3 separate regions of the Mus musculus genome follow, and all the other regions are linked to region 2. A link is a loop called in an ENCODE intact Hi-C map of the cell type or tissue named here. Cell type or tissue: gastrocnemius. All regions are shown on one strand. Each heading gives the region's core, and the rest is flanking DNA. Links, peaks and the distances in the headings are about the cores only.

Region 1 (7,300 bases), core at 1,937-4,436, 120 kb after region 2:
GTGTGTTTACTGTAACACCCACCTCATACACAAACAATAGCAGTAAATACAATTTTAATAAATGGAAAGATCCCCAGTTTGGAAAGAGAAAATGACCGGGTGTTTCGGTGCCCCACCCAGTCTGCGCACTGCAGACTTCTTCCCCAAGTAACAGTTTTTGTTTTTGTTTTTTTCTCGGAGGTTAGCTCTGGCTCTCACTCTTAGCTTAGCACACTGATTTTGCAGATGAAAAGCGGCCAAGGGTGTGGTGGCAGAAGGGAGGGCTCCGGGGGGCTCTTTCTCTCCCGAAACAGCTACAGCTTAGGATCTGTACTGAGTTGCCTCTTCCCGAAGGCAGTCTTTGTGTTTTATTTCATTTTGAGGAGAAAGGACACACTTAGGAAATTTTGCTTGGGAGCTCAGATTCAAATTTTCAAAAGGTGGGAGTGCTGCTGATTTAGGCAGGGCTGCAAAGCTTTGGGTTTTGCACAACTAAAGGAGAAAAACAAAACTCACAGCAGGTTAGAATTCTAAATATAGACGGACCACCTTGCTTTTCCTGGAGTTCAGGGCTCCAGAAGATCCAAGACCGATAGCAGGGGTGAGGGGTTTATTCTGCCAACTCCTCCTAAGAGAGGGGACCAGCTGGTGGAGAAGGGGAAGGGACAGGTGAGAAGGGAGGAGGGGAGAAGAGAAGGAGCCTTCTCCTTAACGAAGAAAAAGCCCGCTCCCCTCCCCCCTCAGAAGTGCTTGGCTTTGTGTGAGCAGACGTTCTCTGGGGAGTCCTCCAAGGGAGGCCCCTGCCGTGTCCATGCTTAGTTTAGTAGCCTTTGGTTCAACAGTCCAGGGTCGGGCAGGGAGATGTGTGCCTGCATTGTATTAATGTTTTCAGCTTCTCTGTTCTTGTATCTTCTAGCTGAAGGACACTTAGGTACAGTTAGGGGAGGCTTTCCCCTCCTTCCTCCCGGCAGATAAACAAATGTCAAACATCTTCCTGGCCCGATTCACTAAAAGTTACTAAATATCCCCCTTTGTCCTCAAAACAAAGAACCCCTAGTGCTCATCAGGATGGATCCGGATTGCGAGGGCTTGGAGCCCAGACACCTAAGGGACCTACTAACCCAGCTTTTCTCCCTCCTCTTGCCTTTGACCTCCTAATTCAGGTTTTTCTGGCACTGCCGTTGTGAACAAGAGCCTATAATTAATGCTTACACATGAGCCGAGATGGGAATCACGGTCTTCAGGTTAAACAGGGACCCAGTAAATAGCATCCCTTCTACTTTTCCTGCCATGGGGACTTTTACCATTTCAGACAGCTGGACGTGGAAACGCATGCCTTTAATCCCCAGCACTCCAGAGGCAGAAGGATAAATCTCTATGGATCAAATGCCATCCAGAGTTATATGATGAGACCCTGTCTCAAACAAACAAAATCAGCTCTATGTATACACAGTGCATTCTAATCACTGTTATACCCAGCTTCTCTATTTCCCTCCCAGTCTGTGGGACCTCTTATTGTTTCTGTTTTGTGCCCACTGAGTTAGCCAGGGCTCCCTTTGTGGCCACAGGCTGGTTTGCTGCGTTCACTGGAACAGTCTGAACTGCTTGGGTACAAGGCTGAAGACAATGCCTGTCCCTCCCCAGAGTGCATCACAGTGGTTCAGAGTTCAGGTTGGAAGCGTGGCCTCCTGGATCTCTGACAGCCCTGGCCAACTGCATAATTTCAGGTGCAAGCGTGCTATGAAAGCGCCCATCTGTGGATCTTCATTCTCTTACAAGAAGTCAAACGCAGTTAGGAAAGAGTTTTAAAATCAGCAGTCGCTGTGAGTGGAAGATACTAAGGAAGACCTAATCACCGAATAATGTGAACACAGGGTTGGTTGTCCATGAGACAGCACCTGCTACTTAATGAAAGCAACACAGTAAGAGCTGCGTTAGCATCATCCTGCCTGGTTCCCGGCAACCAGGCAGGCTCAGGAGCAGATAGCAATCTGTCATCTTTCTGCCGGCTTCAGCTATAGGGGAGAAACAGAAACGTGGTACCACAATCCACTTCCAGTGGATGATGGTGACGTGTTCTAAGGAGATGGGTGCAGAGGCTCTTGTCAAATGAGGGAAGAGAAAACGGAAGTGGGGAGAGGAGGCGGGACTCCAGAAACCTCACTGCAACCTTCCTAGAATAATATTGCCAGACAGAAATGGCAAGCGCATCCACGTTTAAAACGCAATTCCCTGCTCATATTTAAAGCCTGCCTTAAAGCCCCATTAATATTTGACAAGTCCCATTAAGACAGGGATAAAATAAAATTAAAGTGGACCCCTATCAGGTTCTGCTTGCCATCCTCCACTGGAGTGGTCTAAAATGACAACGTTATACAAATCAAATCCACCCTTTTTCGCTTTAGGAATTAAAGCCGCTAAAACCCCCAGGGAGACTGCCTTCCCTAACTATAGCAGGCATCGAACTTTCTCTTCCTGGCAGAGGGGCGGCTCCAGCTATGTCCCTGGCTCCTAAGGTCCTGGTGAGCTCTCTGGAATGTGCAGGGTCCACGCCCTGCGAGCCCAGCTCTTTGTCGCCTGTAACCAGCAGGCGGCGCTGTCCCCGCGCTGCGGCCACCGCCCGGCTTCCTCCGAGGCCATTTCCGTCGCAGCGGGTGAGCTCACCGCCGCCACGCCTTGGAAGTCACCCTGGGCGATTGCTTAAGTTTCTGGACCATCCTGCCTCTTCTTTTATGTAACGTCTCTTGATTTCTTTTTAACGTTTCATACGTTTACACGGCGAGTATTGATCCTAGCCGAGAATTCTACCTCTGAGCTGTATCCCCAGCCCCTTTGTGCTCCCGTGGCGATTACTACTGTTTGAAAAACGTGGGCAGGCCCAAGGGCTCAATGGAGAAAAGCGCTTGCAGCTCAGGCCCTGCTCATTGAGAGTAATTCCTGGAGCACACTTGGAAACCACACCGCAAACAGTGGTACTTTGCCCTGCACACATGCCCCCACTCAAATACTTAGGCGTGGAGCAGCGGCTCAGCAGTAAAGAGTGCTTACTGATCTTGGAGAGGACAAGGTTCGGCTCCATAGCACCGACGGTCTCACTATTCACAACTGCCTGTTACTCAGGTTCTAAGAAATCAGGTGACTTCAAGCCTCTATGTAGGTGGAGCACATAAACACACACAGCTACATATGGGACATATAAATCCTTTTTTAAAAAAAAACAAACAAAAGTGGAACATGTAATGAACAAAGTGCAAATATTTCAAAAACAAAACAAAACCAACCTGCATTTTTTGAGTTGTTATCAATTAACTTTTTAAAAGACCTCAACATTAATTTTACCAGTTCTAATAAAAAAAAAAAGGCCTCTGACGCAACGAAGAAGGCATTATATGCTGAAAATGAGAATATCTTTTTAATCTTGTTTCCCCCTGCCTTCTACAAGCATGGCATACACAAAAGCCGGAGAAAATTCAGCTGTGGCGCCATCTGCTGGACACTCTGACTTGCTGCAAGAACTTGCAGGTCGAATCAGTAAGGTGTCGCGGTTGGTCGCGAAAACCTCGCTTTTTGCCCAGGAAATAGCGCCAAGGCAGTATTACATGCTCATACAAAACCAAATACATACATACATACATACATACATACATACATACATACATACATACATACATACATACATACATACCACTAACACTAAATAATAATAACTTAGCCGGGAAGGTGTGGCACATACCTTTATTTCTAGTACTCTGGAGTCAGTGGCAGGCGATCTGTGTGTTCGAGGCCAGCCTGGTCTACAAAGTGAGTTCTAGCATAGCTAAGGTTACACAGAGAAACCCTGTCTTGAAAAAACCAAAACCAAAACAAACCCCTATGAAACTGGCCCTTTGATAGAAAAAATGCTTTGGGAATGATGGTCACAGGTAAGCCCAGGGTCACATACTCTATGGCACGAGGCAGAATTCACTTAATTATATGCCTCCATGTTGAGCATTAGCTGAAAACTAAAAGCTTGTTTTTCAGCACTGCACACAACTGAGTATCCGGGACAGACGAAGTCACCGTTCCCTTGTTCTCTTGAACGGACTGATTTTGCTGAAGGAAAGAAGTGTAAAAGTGTGGCAAATTGAGCTGGGAGCTTGAAGGTGGTCTGCGGTAGCCTGGGTGGGGTTTGGAACTCTTTTTTTCTCTCTCTCTCTTTTTTATTAGGTATTTTCCTCATTTACATTTCCAATGCTATCCCAAAAGTCCCCCATACCAACCCCCCCAATCCCCCACCCACCCACTCCCCCTTTTTGGCCCTGGTGTTCCCCTGTACTGGGGCATATACAGTTTGCATGTCCAATGGGCCTCTCTTTCCAGTGATGGCTGACTAGGCCATCTTTTGATACATATGCAGCTAGAGTCAAGAGCTCCGGGGTACTGGTTAGGAACTCTTCATTAAGCCCTGCCTCCAGTTTTTCAAACTCTTGGGTAAGATCTGATTTACTTGAAGATTTTTCTATTTAGGAGAGGCAGGCCCTTTCCACACAAGGGTCTAAGCCCATTTGCAAACACATTTATTCAGAGGCTTTCGCGTAAACATTGCTTAGTTGAAATACTTCACTCAGCATCCTTGCAATTTTGTTGCAACACATTCAGAAGCCACTTGGGGAAACCCGGGGAAAGCAGAAATGTAGATCAGATTAAAACTGGCCCACCCACCTGGGAAATCGGGGTTCCGCTGCAGAAGCCTTGGTAATGGAAACATATTAACAACACAGAGCTCTGACCACCGGCGCTTCAGGGTCACCTTGAACAAGACTAAGTTTTTATATTCTGGGATGAGCTTTTAATGGTTTTCCTGAGATGAAATAACTTCAACCTTGTGGCCTGCAGGAGCCCAGCTGATTACAAAATCCCGGGTTCCTGTCAGGTAACGTCCATATTCAGTCAGTGTGTTCTAAGAGCTTCCTCTGCTTCTTCAATAACTAGGCCCTGCAGGGTGAGACTGTCGGATCCACTGCTAGCAGCATTAGCCCTCTCAAGGGACACGTGGAGAAGATTCAGCAGCCACCAAGAACACAGAGTGGGAAATAAATGTCCCCTCTAGCAAGGGCTGAATGGCTTGTCAGCAGATGAGAGAGGGGTTTTGTCAGTTTGCTTGGCTTTTAAAACAATCTTTCTGTGTAGCTCAGGCTAGCCCCAAACTTGGGGTAACATTGCTTCATTTTCCTTAGCACTAGGGTAACATCTAACCATAAATTATGCACCGATGCTCTTCTTTTTTTTTTCTTTTAGATTTACTTATTATTATATGTAAGTACATTGTAGCTGTCTTCAGACACCCCAGAAGAGGGCATCAGATCTCATTATGGGGGATTGTGAGCCACCATGTGGTTGCTGGGATTTGAACTCAGGACCTTTGGAAGAGCAGTCAGTGCTTTTAACCGCTGAGTCATCTCTCCAGCCCATGGATGCTCTTCTATATCGAGTTTCCACTCTGCTTATCATATAGGGAACAATAAATGCATAGCAGCCATGAAAATGACTGGTTTTGTGTCCTTGGAGGAAAAGGAGGGAGCAGGTAGAGAGGCAGCTAGGAAAACTGCAAGGGGAAAAGGTTATCCTGAGAGTCAGCGACCCTCAGAAAACAGGCGCCGTCTCAGCTGATAGCAAGAAGCTATAAAAGGAACAGGAACCCTTAGGGGCATTCCACTGCAGGCTGCCTGAGTGCTTTCTACATATGGGAATAGATACAATTATTAAATATTGCTATAGTGTTCCCAACTCAAGGGCATGGTACACTTTCTGGAATAATAATGTAAATAAAAAATAATAAAAATAATTTTAAAAAATGGGAGGTACTTTTAATTTTCTTTACCCATGTGCCCTTTGTTGCTTTGTAGAATGGGGCTTCCAACCTAGATCCACCTCACAGGCCCAGGAAGTCTCAAATCCCCGAGCTCTGGCTCCAGGTGGAGAGGAATTTTAAACATATTTATTACCGGGCGTGGTGGCACACGCTTTAATCCCAGCACTCGGGAGGCAGAGGCAGGCGGATTTCTGAGTTCGAGGCCAGCCTGGTCTCCAGAGTGAGTTCCAGGACAGCCAGGGCTACACAGAGAAACCCTGTCTCGAAAAACTATTAATTATTTATTCACGTGTCAGGACCCGCAGAACTGGAGTTACAGGCAGTTGTGAGCCGCCACGTGGGTGGTGGGTGTCAAACCCAGGTCCTCTAGAAGAGCGTCTAGCGCTCTTAACCGCTGACCCAGCTCCTCAGCCCCAGGCATGATTCTTGATTACAGGAAAGGTTTGAAGAAGAAGGCTTTTCAAAATGCTGCATTGTGGAGTAAAAACAGAGGCGTCATTTCAGTCCTTGTGAGGAAGCTCCCAGTTTGGGGCTGATCAGAGCAAAGCCAAATGCCATCTGGTTGGAAAGGAACCGTGAAATCTTAGAGGTGGGAGCTGATGATCTGTGGTTGCTTTCCAGAATGGAGCTGGCAAGAGCCAGGCCTGGTGGGACAGGCTTCTGATCACAGCTACTAGGGAGGCTGAGGCAGTATCGTGGGGGCATCCACCAGAGAAGACCGGTGAGACAGGGATGTAAGCCAATAGAAAGTCTTTATTAGCTGGCAGAGACTATACTGGGTGTTCAAATCCCACCGTAGCACTAAGCCTTTCTCAGGTAAGCTTTTAAGCACAAAAACCATGTCCTGGATCGACATCCTTCGGTAAACAAGAACAATTAGCCAGGAGCAGAACTACAGAAGCCAAAAAGCAAGCTTAGTACATTTAGAGACTTTCCCAGAGCTATGGACGTTGATGGATTAGGTCTTTGTTTTAGTTTTGGCAGGTGGTGCTGTCTAAGTGCTGAGTTCTACAGCCTGAATGGTACGGAGTCAGTTGTGCTAAGACCCGCAGCCCTGTTACAGTAGGAGTAGGAAGTTCTCAAGCTCAAGGCATACCTGTCTACAGAGACCGTAGTTAGTACGGCATGTGTAAATCCCTAATGAAAAGGTACAGGGTCCAAAATGCTGCTCAGCTCAGAGAAGGCAACTTGTAAGGACTCTGGTGGGGGGCCGTGGTGTGGCTCAGTGGGTAGAGTGTTCGCCTAACATGCAGGAAGTCCTGAGTTTGAGCCCCAGCACCACCTAAGCCAAGTATGATGGTGACATAGTTGCAATCCTAGCACTCAGGAGGTGTAAGAGTTCAAGGCCATCCTTAGCTACATAGTGAATTCTAGGTCAGCCTTGTCTAGAGAGTGTGACCCTGTCTCAAATAGAAAAATAAGAGAAATGGAAAAGAGCCCAAACTTACTTTCTGAGGGTTTGATAAA
Region 2 (7,300 bases), core at 2,040-4,539:
GTGGATGCTGGGAACCAAGCCTAGGTCCTCAAAAGCATGGAGCACTCACTCTTAACTACTGAGCTCCAACACCCTTTTTAGTACAAGCTCTTACACCAAGTTCGGCACTGCAATCCTATGACCTAGCACTTGGGATGTGAAGGTCAAAGGCTGGTGAGGACTTCAAAGTCACCCTCTAAGATGAGGTGGCTCTGTAGGTAGTTTGCTATCATACCTCATGAGTTTGAGCCAGGACCCACATAGTGGATTCCTGAAAGTTGTCCTCTGACCTCCACACCTGCACCACAGCACACCTGTTACACACACACACACACACACACACACACACACACACACACACAGTCTCATCAAAAGAACCACAAAAATCTCTAAAAGAAGCATCATGCTTAAGCTGGGAAGTGATGGCGCACACCTTTAATCCCAGCACTCGGAAGGCAGAGGCAGACAGATTTCTGAGTTCGATGCCAGCCTGGTCTACAGAGTGAGTTCCAGGACAGCCAGGGCTATACAGAGAAACCTATCTCCAAAAAACCAAAAAAAGAAGAAGAAGAAGAAGAGAAGAAGAAAAGAACCATGCTTGTTTTCACATTCTGTGATTCACAACCTGGAATCTGTAATTCAGAGGCTGGGGTGATTGACTGTTCAGTGGCTAAGAGCACTCCCTGGTTGATCTCCCAGCAGACCTAAGTTTGGTTCCCAGAACCTACTGAGTGGCTCACACCAACCATCCCTAACTCCATTTCCAAGAGACCTGATGTCCTCCTCTGACCTCAGAGGACACTGCTCACATGTGGCCTTTAGATATACAATGGGCAAAACACTAAAAAAAACATTCACAGAAAAAAAAAAAAAAAAGTCTTTGTTTTGTGTATTCAAGACAGGTTTTTCTCTGTGTATCCCTGGCTGTCCTGGAACTCACTCTGTAGACCAGACTGGCCTCAAACTCAGAGATCTCCCTGCCTCTGCCTCTCAAGTGCTGAGATTAAAGGCATGCACCAACATGCACCAACAAAACAAGTATTTATGACTGGAGAGATGGCTCAGGGGTTAATGAGTACTTTTTCCTCTGGAGGACCTGGGTTTCATTCCCAGCACCCATGTGGTTCACAATAGTCTGTAACTCTAATTCCAAGGGACCTGATGCCCTCTTTTGGCTTTTTCTTTTTCTTTTTCTTTTTTTTTTAAGATTTATTTCATGTATGTGAGTACACTATCTCTGTCTTCAGACACACCAGAAGAGGACATGGGATCCCCATTACAGATGGTTGTGAGCCACCATGTGGTTGCCAGGACCTCTGGAAGAGCAGGCAGTGCTCTTAACCGCTGAACCATATCTCTAGCCCCCTGACTTTTTCTTTAACACAATTCCAAAGGTATACAAGGCACAGAGATGACCAAATGGATAAAGGACTCTATAGGCACCAAGCACACCCCTGTTGCAGACAAGCATGTATGCAAAACACTCAAAGATAAAAAATTAGTAAGTCTGGGGCTAGAAAGATGGCTCAGCAGTCTAGAGCACTGATTTCTCTTCCAAAGGTTCTGAGTTCAATTCCCAGCAATCTCACAGTGGCTCACAACCATCTGTAATGGGACCCAATGTCCTCTTCTGGAGTGTGTGAAGACAGCTACAATTTATTCATATACATAAAATAAACAAACAAATCTTATTAAAAAAAAAAAAAGTGGTGTCCGGCAGCTGGTGGTAGTGTCACATGCCTTTAGTTGCAATACTTGGGAGGCATAGACAGGCAAATCTCTGAGTTGGAGATCAGCCTGGTCTATAGAATCAGTTCCAGGGCAGCCAGAGCTACACAGAGAAACTTTGCCTCAAAACAAACAATCAAAAAGAACTCTCTAGGGGCTGGTGAGATGGCTCAGTGGGTTAGAGCACCCGACTGCTCTTCCGAAGGTCAGGAGTTCAAATCCCAGCAACCACATGGTGGCTCACAACCATCTGTAACAAGATCTGACTCCCTCTTCTGGAGTGTCTGAAGACAGCTACAATGTACTTACATATAATAAATAAATCTTAAAAAAAAAAAAAAAAAACTCTCTAAAGGGCTGACAAGATGACAAGATGGCTCAATGAATAAAAGTCACTTGCTGCCAGACCTGAAGATCTAAGTCTGAGCCCCAGGGCCCACAATGTAGGAATCAACTCTTGCAAGTTGCCTTCTAACTTCCATTTGCATGTTATGGCAGATACACACCACACTTTTACAAAAGGACTGAAGCTAGAGCTCAGTGGTAGAATATTTGGCTAGTATGTAACCTCTATATATACAGTCCAGGATGGCCTCCTGCCTCAGCCTTCAAACCCTAGGATTACAGGGGTGTGTGTATACGTGTGTGTGTGTTTGCACGCACGCACACGCGTGTATGCCACAACACCCAGCTTCTGAAGCTTACTCAACAATACTTCAAATGGGAAGTCAGGCTGATTGAGTACTTCAGCTTCTCGCAGTCAGCAGAGGTCTTTGTCCTCTACTATGCTATGGTGGCTCTTAGGTCACCCTTACAACTCTCTTTGAGAATGAATTGTGAATAGTCAAGGCAGACAGTGAGGGTTGGAGAGACAGCTCAGCAATTAAGAGTACACACTGCTTGTGCCTAGGACCCATGTACAGTGTCTAGTGCCCATGTTCAGTGGCTTATAACCACCAGTAACTACAGCTCCAAGGAACCTGATGCCTCTGGTCTCCTCAGGTACCTGTATTCACATGCAAACACATAATTTAAAAAGTAAAGAAGAGCCGGACAGTGGTGGCGAACGCCTTTAATCCCAGCACTCGGGAGGCAGAGGCAGGCGGATTTCTGAGTTCGAGGCCAGCCTGGTCTACAAAGAGCTCTAGGACAGCCAGGGCTACACAGAGAAACCCTGTCTCAGAAAAAAAAAAAAAAAAAAAGACCTACACCTTACTAGCAAACAGCCATCCTACTGTGACCGACACTGAAAGGACAAAAACAAATCTTTAACACCTAAAATATATACCACAATTCCAAACATGACTAGATGTTTTGATATAGCAGGAGGAAAAATGCCTGCTATATCAAAGGGACAAGGCTCTTAGTAAGCAGTGCATACATAGAGTTCCAGGACAGGCAGGACTACACAGAGAAACCCCACAGAGGGATGGGGGGTGGGGGAAGGAGGGGGCTTAGGCACATCTGGGTTGCCAGATCACATGTACGCCAAGCACATTCTTTTCTCAATTCTCATGGGTTATCACACACTTTTAGTCTCCACCTCTACTCTCCTTGACATCATTAGAAATGAGGGGACACAGCAAATGTCATGGTCTCAGGACAACAGCTAGTCGGATGGCATATGGCATTTAGCCACTAGAGGGCAGTATATCTGTAGTTAAGGGGATCTTCAGGACCCACAAACTTAGATGGGTGGGGCAGCCCAACAGATCTTGGTGAAGTTAAAAAAAAAAAATATAACAAACAAAAAAGAAACATCAAAATAGATGAAAAAAGGCGAGTGGTTAAGTCTTAGGGTGGGGTCCTTAGTGAGGAGAAAGACAAGAGTGAATACTAAATACTGAAGCCACCAGTCCTCAGCTCTCTCCAGACACAAACGTCAACAAAAGATTTCTCAGTTTATTTGGAAATATACATTGTTACCCCAGCAGACAGTTCTACTTCAGAACTGCCAAGGAACCAAACACCCTTACCCAACCAACACCCAAAACCTACCCAGGAGGGTGGGTCCTGGGTAATCAATGCACAAGACTCATATCCCTACTGTACAGACTGTAAAAATTGGTTTAGAAAACCAAGGAGTTAGAAGCCAGGGTCCCTGAGACATCTTGCCCCTTTGTAAACATTAACATCCAGGCTACCAGAACCTGGGATGAGTGTGCAAAAATAAGAGTGCCATACTGTGTGCCCAGAGGACAGGGGACATAGTTGGCAACCATAGCAGTTATATCCTGAGGGTCTGCCCCACTGCTGCGGGTTAGACAATGTCTGCGGCAGAAACAGGGCAGTTATTCCATGCCAAGAGTTCACATAAGATAGCATCGGCGGTCTTGTCGTCCATAAGAATTCTCCACCCGGGCAATCTCCTGGATGACTTTGATGAAGACATCTTGAGTTAGCTATAAGGAATAAGATCAGCAGTCAATCAGTTGGGTCAGAGCCGATACTATCCAGCCCCAAGGCAAACAGCGCTTCCTAACTATCCCCACCACCAATCAGCATGTAGGAAAACACGGTTAGCCTTGCCCCTGGGTCCAATCTTTAAGTTCAGCACCTGATTATCCCGAGCAGACGACTCCATAAACATCGCACCCCAGGACTCTGCTAGCTTCTTCCCTTCAACTGCCTGCACCTCTCTGGAAGCAGATTTGGAACACACCAAGATGGAAAGCAGATAGCAACGTCGGCAAGTTCTCTGAAAAATCTCTAGGGTTTAGATTCCTTCTGATGATTCACAACCCCTCCCCCAAGGTTTGAGGAGGTGAAGAAAGAGAAAATATACGTAAACAAAAGCATGATATGTAAATGCAAAACTGAAATATAAATTATGATAGGATTATCCTTAAGTGACCTTCAAAGTTAGGATGAAAAGCTCGGGGACCAGCTAGGCACGGTGACCCACCACTACATTCTCAGCGAGCACTATTTGGAAAGCTAGAGGACCTGGAGTTAAAGGACAGCCTGGGCTATGTGGTGAAGATCCCGTCTCGAAAAACCAATCAAGATGTAAAATTGCTTCAGTCAAGCATCAGAGCTGGGAAGGACTACAGCTCGATTGATCCCTGATACAAGTCACTTTCCATTGCCTGAGCAGCGGAGTCTTACCCACCTCTCAGGAGAGAGATCTGCCTTGTTCCCCACAAGCAGCACCGACAGCCTGGGATGACAAAGCAGTTGCTACAGTTATGCTTGTAAGATCCCCTTCCCCATCCTCCATGGACCCCAGCTACTCCAACTCCATCAAGGCCAGATGATTCCCAAACAAGCCAACTGTGATCTAGGTCTAGCCTCCTTGAAGAGTTCACTCACCCTTTCGCTTCCTTCCACACCCTCAGGTCTCTATGTCCTAAAGCCACTTACCGGGTTTTACCGTGGCCTTCGTGTAGCTTTTGGTACAGGTTCTTAACGATCTGAAAGCTTCAAACATAAGAAACAGAGCTAGGGTTTTAGTTCTAGGATAACTGCCCAGTCTTGACAAGCCCCCACTCAAAAACCTCCGTGCGTACCTGCGCAGAGAGTTAACCGAGTATACAAGAACGTAACCATGGACCCCGATGATGAGCGAGTAGGGCAGAATGCTGTACTCATCCTAGCAGCAAACAAAAACGTGAGTATGTACACCCATGCCTTCAAACGGCGTAAGCCAGTGGCATAGCACACGAGTGACCCTCCCGGGACATTCCTCGCTCCGGTCTCTTCCATCAAACAAATTTTTATGAAGTAGCTCCACTGAGCCCTGCACACTGCTAACAGCTCAATGCCTTTCTTTTCATACTACATCCCACATGAACCCCCCCCCCCCCACACACACACACACTACCAGACTTTATAATTTAGGGCTGAACTATAACATTTGGACACCCTACCGCAACTGGTACCTGCCCTGCTGTGTCCACCAGATGTAGGTGAAACTCATCTTTGCCAAGAGTCACTGTCTTGCTGTAAGCTGGAAAAACAAACAAAGAAGAAAGCTTCTTGACTGTGAGGTGCTTTGTGGTCCCAGTGATGTGTGTTCCGATACAGTCCTGACCCCAGGAGTGACACACTGACTTACTGTCTTCAGCCACACCTGTGGTTCTCAACCTTCCTAATGCTTGATCCTCAACCATAAAATTATTTTTGTTGCTACTTCATAGCTATGATTTCGCTATCGTCGTGAACCGCAATGTACATATTTTTGGAGGTACAGGGTTGCAAATGGGGTCTCAACTCAGAGACTGAGAACCTCTTGATCTATACTATCCTGGTCTAGAACGGCACAAACGCCACGCTCTAGACACTAGAATGGGACTCCCAGAGCTGATTAGTGGACCCTATAAACAAACCATCCTCTTTGCAACAAAGAAATCTCAAATTATGGAGTTTGAGAGGGCACCCAGTCTATCTAGGTTCCATCCCCTTCACACTAAAGAAAATTACTCATGCCAGGTGGTAGTGGCGCACGCCTTTAATCCTAGTATTCCAGAGGCAGAGGCAGGAGGATCTCTGAATTCGAAGCCAATCTGGTCTACAAAGCTAGTTCTAGCAGCCAAGGATACACAAAGAAACCTTGTCTCAAAACAAAAAACAAAGTGGTGGGGGGTGTTGGGGGGGGGATGCAACTACTTACTATTCTCCACTGTAGGATCGTAGCCTTCCAGGAACTCGCCTTCCACAAATTGATGTGCCAAAGATGTCTTCCCTTTAAGGACCAAAGATTGTTGTAATATAGTCATCCATCCATATTTACACCTTTTGTCCTTTCGGACTGTGGCCAGGACCAAAGGGCACCTCACATCAGCATCCCAGATTGTGGGAGCTCCCAAGCAATGCTTACCCTTTGTCTTTTATTACCATCATCCTAACAAGTAGATTTCCGCGACGTTTTGGTGATTCGATGCATTCAGTGACGCTTCAGGAAGCCCTTTCCTGCCCCACCCCATCTCACCCTTTGAAAAAGATTCCCCGGGATCTAGTGCACCAGGCCAAGGACACTTGCAAGTGTCTAGCCGGCAGAGATCTCCACCACACCTTCAAATACTGATCCCACCCCCGCTCCCAGAGAGAGCAACGCGGGGACGACTGGTGCAACCACAGCCCGGTACACTTTAACCCTTGCGCGCTCCTCTTCCAGCATCCCTCCACCCTTCCATCTCCTGGCAGCAAAACCGACTTCTTCCCAGGCCACATTGGGTCCTCGTGTCACATCTCCGCGACAGCGCGCCTCTTCTGGCCACAAAGCAACCGTGCTCTCGGGAGGGCGGGGACTTACCTACGGAGCGGTACCCTAGGATGGCCACCTTCCTGTAGCGCACCAGCGGCATGACAGGACGCCGCCCCGCGGGGCTCGTAGGAGTGCGGGCCGAGGGAACCCGAAGATCAGCCGAGGTGCAGGCCGAGGTGGACTCTGGGAAGAAGAGTAGCTCGCTGAAGCTACGCCCGGCAAGCCAAGGAAAACCAAAACAAGCCGCGCGCCCGGGGCAGCCCACGTGATCACAACACAGCGGCTGTACGCAAGGGAGCTGGGCGAGGGGGGGGGGGCAGGGGAGGGGACAAGACGAGCGGGATACCTAGCCGGGCGGCTCCCGGCTCCGCCCCACATGCTGCTCCC
Region 3 (7,300 bases), core at 2,743-5,242, 51 kb after region 2:
GCACCACCACCTCCGGGATCCAGAATGTTTCTTAAAGAGAGATCTGTGTCGGAGGCTACCCTGGTCTACAGGGCAAGTTCCAGGATAGCCAGTGCCACACAGAGAAAATCCTGTCTCAACAAAACAAAAACCAAAGAACAAACAATATACCACCAGATCAGGGGCAGATCTACTGCTCTCTGGATGGGCTGGAATGTGTGCCCTGGTCCACAGCCCACATCACATACACCTTGCCAGATTTTCTATTTATTTTGTTGGCTCAGACTTTGTATCTGAGATCTAGGTCCTCTCTACTGTAACCCGGTGTTGTCCTCATTCCAGCCTTCTATTCAGTCCTTAGGAGGCCTTTCCACACCCTTTCTGACCTCAGGACTCTGGATCTGTTGTAGATCACTCCCAGCTCGCTCCTGGCTGGCTCCCTAACCCAGGATGGCCTTGAAATGTCTGATCTTTCACCCATTTATCTCCTGGTTTAAATTTTACAGTTCATGGTCGTCTCCCTCACCACCTTATCTAAAGCAACCCACTTTTTAATTTTTAAATTGTTTTGTATATATGTCCAGGCACATTCATGGCACTGTAATGTATGGAGGTCAAAGAACAACTTCCAGGACTGGGCTCTTTCTATCTTGTGGGTCTTGAGACTCATGCTCAAGTCTTCAGATTTGTCACTTTAGGCTAAAGCCATTTCACCAGCCCAAGCAACCTGTTTTTTCATGTTATCAGAAGTTGCCATAGTTGGATTTAACTTGCGTATATTAATTTGCTGGCCTTCTCCCATATAGACTTCTCTAGAGAATCATGTTTGTCTTGAACTAAGTGATTTTCTTAGCTTTTGACCTGCTGTACATACCCAAGGACAAACATTTGCAAACATAGGAAGAAAAAAAATAGCCAGCATTATTAATAATCAAAAGATTTAGGTTCTGAGTCTACTAGTCTGTTGTTCTGAGCTATACTACACTTTATCTCACCTTCCAGTCAGAATTTTTTGTTTGTTTTTTGCCTGTGCTGGGGATCCAATCCAGGACCTGCTAGTACATGCTAGGTAAACACTCTACCATTGATCTATAATCCAGCCCTCCAGACCTCACTTTTTTTGTTTTAAGTCAGGGCTGTACTCCATAGCCCAGGCTGGTTAGAAATGAACTATGTAGTCTAGGCTATCATCTTCAAACTCATGGAGTGTGGGAAGCCACATGTGCCGTTGCTGAGTGGCACTGACTACTGCTGGCCACCACGCATAAGATTGGACAAACAACCAATGTGTACATATGCAGGAAAGTTTTTTGCAAAAACACTGCCTGGCCCAGGCATGATAATGAGGTTCTGTAAGGTACTGAGAGTATAACCAATCGGATGTGAGACATGCAAATGAGATATGATAATGAGGTTCTGTAAGGTACTAAGAGAGAGTAGCCAATCAGATGAGGAACATGCAAATGAGGCTTAGTGCATAACCAATCCGGGTATGAGACACGCCTCTCCTAGGCCTATAAAAGCAGCACCAGTTCTGGGCTCGAAGTCTTTTCGCCTCTGCAATCAAGCTCTCCCAATAAACGTGTGCAGAAGGATCCTGTTGCAGCGTAGTTCTTGCTGGTCGAGTCCGGTGCGCGCAAGAATGGAGGTCCTCCTGCCTCCGACTCTCACAGGCACTAATTATTATGGAATCTGAGTATACATTGAACATCTACGGAGAACTGATTTTGAGCCTGTTTTACTTATTTTGAGACAAGGTCTCGCTGTGTAACTCAGGCTAGCCTCTAGTGCTGGAATTATGGAAATATAACACTACAATCTGGCCTGAAGTGCACTTTAGAAGGCAAAATGCCCAGGACTACAGAGATGGCTCAGCAGGTGAGAGCACTTGTTGCTCTTGCAGAGGACCTGGGTCGAGTTCCCAGCACCTACATGGTAGCTCACGACCTGTAACCGTTAGTCCTAGGCAAAACCAGTGCCGTCTTCTGGCCTGACTTTCCTTAGGCGCATGCACACTTTGTTTGTTTGTTTTGAGTTACCGTGTAACTCTAGCTGGCCTAGAACATGTTGACTAGGCTGGCTTCAAACTTACATACCCAACAAAAGTAAAATTTGATAATGATGATATAATGATGATGATGCAGAGCTAGAGCTAGGCAGTGGTGGCACACACCTTTAATCCCAGCACTCATACTTCGGAGGCAGAGACAGGCAGATCTTTATGAGTTCGAGGCTAGCCTGATCTACAGAGCAACTTCCAGGACAGCCAGGGCTGCACAGAGAAACCATCCAACCTTTGTGACATAGTTATTCCCCCTAGCCAGGGCTAGGAAAAAAGAAAAAAATAAAAAAAAAAAAAGAAAAAAAAAAGGTATCAATACAGCTAGTCAAGTCAGAACTGTACAGTGTAAATTCAAGCTGCAGTAGAAAGAGCTTAGAAGATCTAGGAGAAATAGCCTAGTCTGGCATCAACCTGTGACTTAACCCTCTGCAAGCCCAGTACCTTACGTTTCCTTCTGTGATAGGTCTTCCTGTGTAGCCAAACTAGCCAAAAGCTCCCCGAATGAATCTCCTCACTCGGCTTCCCACTGTTAACATGGCTGTTAATGTTTACTGGCCTACTGAGGACAGGTGGCACCTGACTTGGGGCATAGGATGTGACCCCAAATTTGATAACACACTCTCTCCAGATTCCCCAAAGGGATTTCTACCTCTCTAAGTTTCAAAAACTACCATTGAGCACTGAGTGGTTGCGATAGAGTACAGCTTTAATCCCAGCACTCAGGCAGCAGAGGCAGGTGGTTCTGAGTTCAAGGCCAGCCTGGTCTAGAGAGCGAGTTCCAGGACAGCCAGGGCTATGCAGAGAAACCCTGTCTCAAAAACTGAAAAAAAAGTACCAGTGAGCACTGAACGAAGGTCCATGCTTTCCACCGTCCCAGGATTCTCAGCCTGTCTCTCCTGCCTCAGTCGATTAAAGTGCTTACAATCCTTTTCTTTAAAAGGATATTAAAGAAAACCTCCATTTGGATGAAACCTGCTTTCATTTCATACTTGGTTCAGTGCAAGGGTGCCTGCGTGGTATGCACAACGCCCTGAGTTCATCCACAGAGCCAATAAAAAGACAAAGAAGGGCTGGGACTGTAGCTCAGTTGTCAGAATGATTGCCCAGCATTCACACACACACACACACACACACACACACACACACTCCTGCGCACAAGAACACAAGATGAGGGATATGACTCTGCTTTCTTTTCTTACTTTTTGTTTCGTTTTTCAGTTTTCAAGACAGGGAGTTTCTCTGTGTAGTCCTGGGTGTCCTGGAACTCATAGATCTGGAATCCACAGAGATCCATCCACCTGCCTCTGCCTCTCACATTCCGAGATAAAAGGCATACACCACCACTGCTCAGCACCTCTGCCTTCCTCATTCAAACTCTTCCTCTGAACACTGGAACACAGCATCCACAAGCTGTCAGTTGAGAGTGGCAGAGGGGAAGAAGCTAGTTCTAGCAACACAGTGTCAACAGTAGCAGCCTGGAGATGACCACCAGTGACTATTTCTTTTTTCTTTCTTTCTTTTTTTTTTTAAAGATGACCTATGACTTTTTTTTTAGAATAATTTATTTATTTATTTATTTATATAAGTACATTATAGCTGTCTTCAGGCACCCCAGAAGAGGGCATCAGATGGATCCCATTACAGATGGTTGTGAGCCACCATGTGGTTTCTGGGATTTGAACTCAGGACCTCCGGAAGAGCAGCCAGTGCTCTTAACCTCTGAGCCATCTCTCCAGCCCTAGTGATTATTTCTTTGTATCAGTATTGAGTTTAGTTTAGTTTAGTTAATATAGCCACATTCTCTTCTTTAGTTCCTGTTGACCCAGAAGCCATGCCTTTTTTTTCTTTTTTTCTTTTAATTTTTTTTATTAGGTATTTTCCTCGTTTACATTTTCAATGCTATCTCAAAAGTCCGACATACCCCCCCCCTTTTTTTTTTTTACTATTGTCCTGGAGTAGGAGTGGAGAGTTTGGGTCTCAGGTCGAGAAACTTCTTGGGTATGAGGTTGCTTCATTCACTGTGATGGAACACCAGGCACGGCTTCCTCCAGTAGCTGCCAAAACAAAATTTGACAAGCCGTGAATGCTAGGCATGCCCCGTGGGTCACTTCCTGTTTGCTGCATTTTTTTGAGCCTTACCTCCAAGGTGATGGCAAGGGCAGGCTGAGTTCCCAAGGCTTGGCTTGGCTTGGCTTTCCTGGACAGAGAACTCCTTGTCGGTGGTGCCATCTGCAGGGCATTAAGGAATTTGCTAGGCACTTTATGGGAATGGGAGGGGTGGATGTCTTCTCATTCCGCAGTCTCAGACTGAAAGGTTCTTCCTGCCTTCCGTGATGAAATCCTGAATGTCTACCCTGGATCACAGCATGGACCTCCTTAAGGCTGAAAGACCCGTATTCGCTCTAATCCTTTAACAGGCAATATTTAAACCTGGACCCAAAGCTGTGGTATCATCTTCCTTGCTTGCCAATTAAATGTGTCATCTGTGAGATGAGTAACCCGAGTCCTCCCACTTTAACAATGACCTTAGGCGGAAGGTGAAGAACGCTGAGCTCTGAACGCATTTTAGCAGGCTGTGGTTTTTGTTGTTTGTTTGTTGTTTTTGTTTTGTTTTTAGCAAATGTTAAGGCTAATGAGATGCCAAGTTCGATCACCTAAGTTTGATTCTCACAATCCATATGTTGGAAGAAGGGAACCATCTCTGGCTTCCACAGCTACAGGGCCTGACAGGGTGCTGTTAACTCCTGTGAGCAAAGCACAATGGAAATCCACAGTGCAAAGGAAGAAATGGGCCCAGAAGGGGATGGAGCGTCAGGACGGAACAAGAGCCAAGTCTCTCTCTGACCCCAACCCCTCAGGACTCCCCTTCTCCAGAGGCTGCTTAAAGAGGATGTGAGCTGGAAGGAGAATGTGGGAGTTTTACAAACCTTTAAAATGCACATTGACTATAAACAATAAAGATCTTAAGATGGCCACGAACACTTGTACTTTCCTGTAATCCTAGTATTTGGGAAGCTGAGGCAGAAGGACTGCCATAAATTAAAAAAAAAAAAAAAAAAGCCAGGGTGTAGTGGCAGATGCCTATAATCCCAGCATCTAGCCTGAGGCAGAGGCAGAGGCAGAGGCAGAGGCAGAGGCAGAGGCAGGATCTCTCTCAGCTCTAGGCTAGCCTGGTCTACTACAGAGCTGGACAGCTAGGGCTACACACAGAGAAACCCTATCATGAAAAAAAAACAAAAAACAAAACCTCAAAATGGTAACTACAACAAACCGGGCTTAAGAGGGAAAATCAAGATTTAATAATTTTTCAGCCTCCTCTGGGTCACAGGCATCGTCGCCAGGCACTGCACCCTGATCAACTTCTGCCTGATCCTCCTGCCTCCACCTTGAGTCCTGAGATTATAGGCCTCAGCCACCATGCCAGGATGAATGCAGTGTTGGGGCTCAAACCCAAGGCTTCATGAATGCTGGGCAAACATCCCACAAACTAAGCTACAGATGCACTTCTGCATCCCCAAAGGTGTTGCTTTACGACAGGGTCTATGTGGTCCCGGAACTCGGAACTCACAGAGGACTGCCTTGAACTCAAGAGATTCACCTGCCCCTGCCTCTTGCACGCTGAGATTAAAAGTGTGTGCCACCACACCTGGCACAATCTCTCTTGTGAAGACGTTCTGTATCTGTGTGTGAACTCGTGCATGCTCATACAAAACTGTGCACATGTGTGGCCAGAGGTCACCCCAATGTTGTTTCACAGGCATTGTCCACCTTGTTTTGGGTGCTTTAGACTTATTATATGTACACATGTGGAGAATTTGCAGCCTCCAGAAGGCATAGGGACCAGATCTCCCTGGAGCTGGAGCTAGTAAAATAACTAGATGTGGGTGCTTGGGTGAACTTGGGTCCTCTACTAGGTCATTTGTTAGCCTCTACCTTGGTTTTTGTACAATGGTTTTTGAGACAAAGTCTCTCAGTCCGAAGTGGGATTTAGACTGGGTCAGACTTGCTGGTTAGCAAGCACAAGGGCATCTTCCTCCGAATATTCAGCATAAGCCAAATACCTAGTTTGCTTGCTTTTCTTGGGACAGGGTCATTACAGCTCAGGCTGGCCTTGTATTCCTGGTCATCCAGCTTTTATTTTTGGCCTCTAATCCCACACTTGGGAGGCAGAAGCAACCCTGGGCTACATACCAAAATGGATAACAAGACCAGCATAGATAACTAAGACATCGCAAAATAAGTAGAGTATAACAGCAGGTTTATCACTTGTCTTTCATGTCTGGGGCCCTTTGTTCAATCCCAAGTACCAAATATCCTCATAGTGGTATAAATGGGAGTACTTTTATCATTTACCAGTGTTCCCACATCCTGTAGACAGTGTACTCTTCCTTTGGCTCTTTCCTAGTAGGAAATGACCAGTTAACTGTCACCCCTGTAGACTTTACCTTAGCAGTAAGGGACAAAAACTCTTAGACTTCATGCCTTTTGGTAGACCCCAATCCTCAAACTGGAATCAGGGCTAATTGGAATTCATACCACTCTCAAGATATTTGCAGTTCAAACAACACACCCTCCATGCCCTGTGTCAGCCTGGCCTCAATGGAAGTAAGTGCACAACCAGCCTTAAGGATCACTTGACATCTTGGCAAGTATTTTAGGTAGCGTGGAGTCAAGCAAAGCTCCCATGCCATACAGACTTTCTCAGTCTAGTGCTCCCCTAGTACCCAAGAGGCAATGAATCAGCTGAGCGGTTACCTATAATGACTATCACAGGGGATTGCAATTAGCGAGGCAGGCCTAGGCTCATCTGAGCTACAGGATCTGAAACAAAGTATCCAGAAACAAAACTCTTTTCTTAAAGCTTTTACTTTGAGACATCATGGAAAACTTAAGAGGTACAACATGGAGAAGACATGATCACAGAATGGAAACAGCACAGAAGCATCAGTGCCTGCAACTAATACTGGAGCAGTTTGACGACACAGGGGGCTCAAGGAATGGACTTAGTACTCCTCTCCTTCTTCCTCCCCCTCGCCTTCCACAGAATCCACACCAACCTCCTCATAATCCTTCTCTAGGGCAGCCATGTCCTCACGGGCCTCAGAGAACTCACCCTCCTCCATGCCCTCACCCACATACCAGTGCACAAAGGCACGCTTGGCATACATCAGATCAAACTTGTGATCTAGGCGAGCCCAGGCCTCAGCAATGGCTGTGGTGTTGCTCAGCATGCACACAGCTCTCTGCACCTTGGCCAGG

The links. Peaks named below come from ENCODE experiments on the same cell type or tissue, not always from the same donor. Only the 100,000 strongest peaks of a DNase experiment are listed, where the experiment ranks them.
Region 1: a loop joins it to region 2, with 4 times the contacts of the local background. A loop is called at or near these places in 17 of 42 quality-filtered maps.
Region 3: a loop joins it to region 2, with 4 times the contacts of the local background. A loop is called at or near these places in 18 of 42 quality-filtered maps.

What each region holds. Positions count from the first base shown.
Region 1 is chr15:98,990,637-98,997,936 of GRCm38, forward strand. No RefSeq gene overlaps it. Among named protein-coding and RNA genes, the nearest start is that of 4930578M01Rik, 8.3 kb to the left of the region's middle. In gastrocnemius, for the core only: CTCF peaks have their summits at 2,571 (motif pointing right) and 3,467 (motif pointing left); DNase peaks (open chromatin) are centred at 2,034, 2,580, 2,890 and 3,464; H3K4me3 peaks cover 1,604 bases; H3K27ac peaks cover 1,558 bases.
Region 2 is chr15:98,874,189-98,881,488 of GRCm38, forward strand. Rhebl1 (Ras homolog enriched in brain like 1) reads right to left here and starts at 7,226. Exons shown (of 8, transcript NM_026967.4): 1 at 6,962-7,226; 2 at 6,320-6,391; 3 at 5,589-5,656; 4 at 5,217-5,299; 5 at 5,071-5,127; 6 at 4,820-4,867; 7 at 4,265-4,346; 8 at 3,572-4,109. The coding sequence starts at 7,013. The coding sequence ends at 4,017. In gastrocnemius, for the core only: a CTCF peak has its summit at 3,344 (motif pointing right); a DNase peak (open chromatin) is centred at 3,344.
Region 3 is chr15:98,924,538-98,931,837 of GRCm38, forward strand. All of the region lies in intron 2 of Gm41396 (a long non-coding RNA gene), which reads left to right. Tuba1b (tubulin, alpha 1B) reads right to left here. Exons shown (of 4, transcript NM_011654.2): 4 at 6,892-7,300. The coding sequence ends at 7,045. Among named protein-coding and RNA genes, the nearest start is that of Tuba1b, 6.2 kb to the right of the region's middle. In gastrocnemius, for the core only: a CTCF peak has its summit at 4,294 (motif pointing left); a DNase peak (open chromatin) is centred at 4,250; H3K4me3 peaks cover 526 bases; H3K27ac peaks cover 1,001 bases.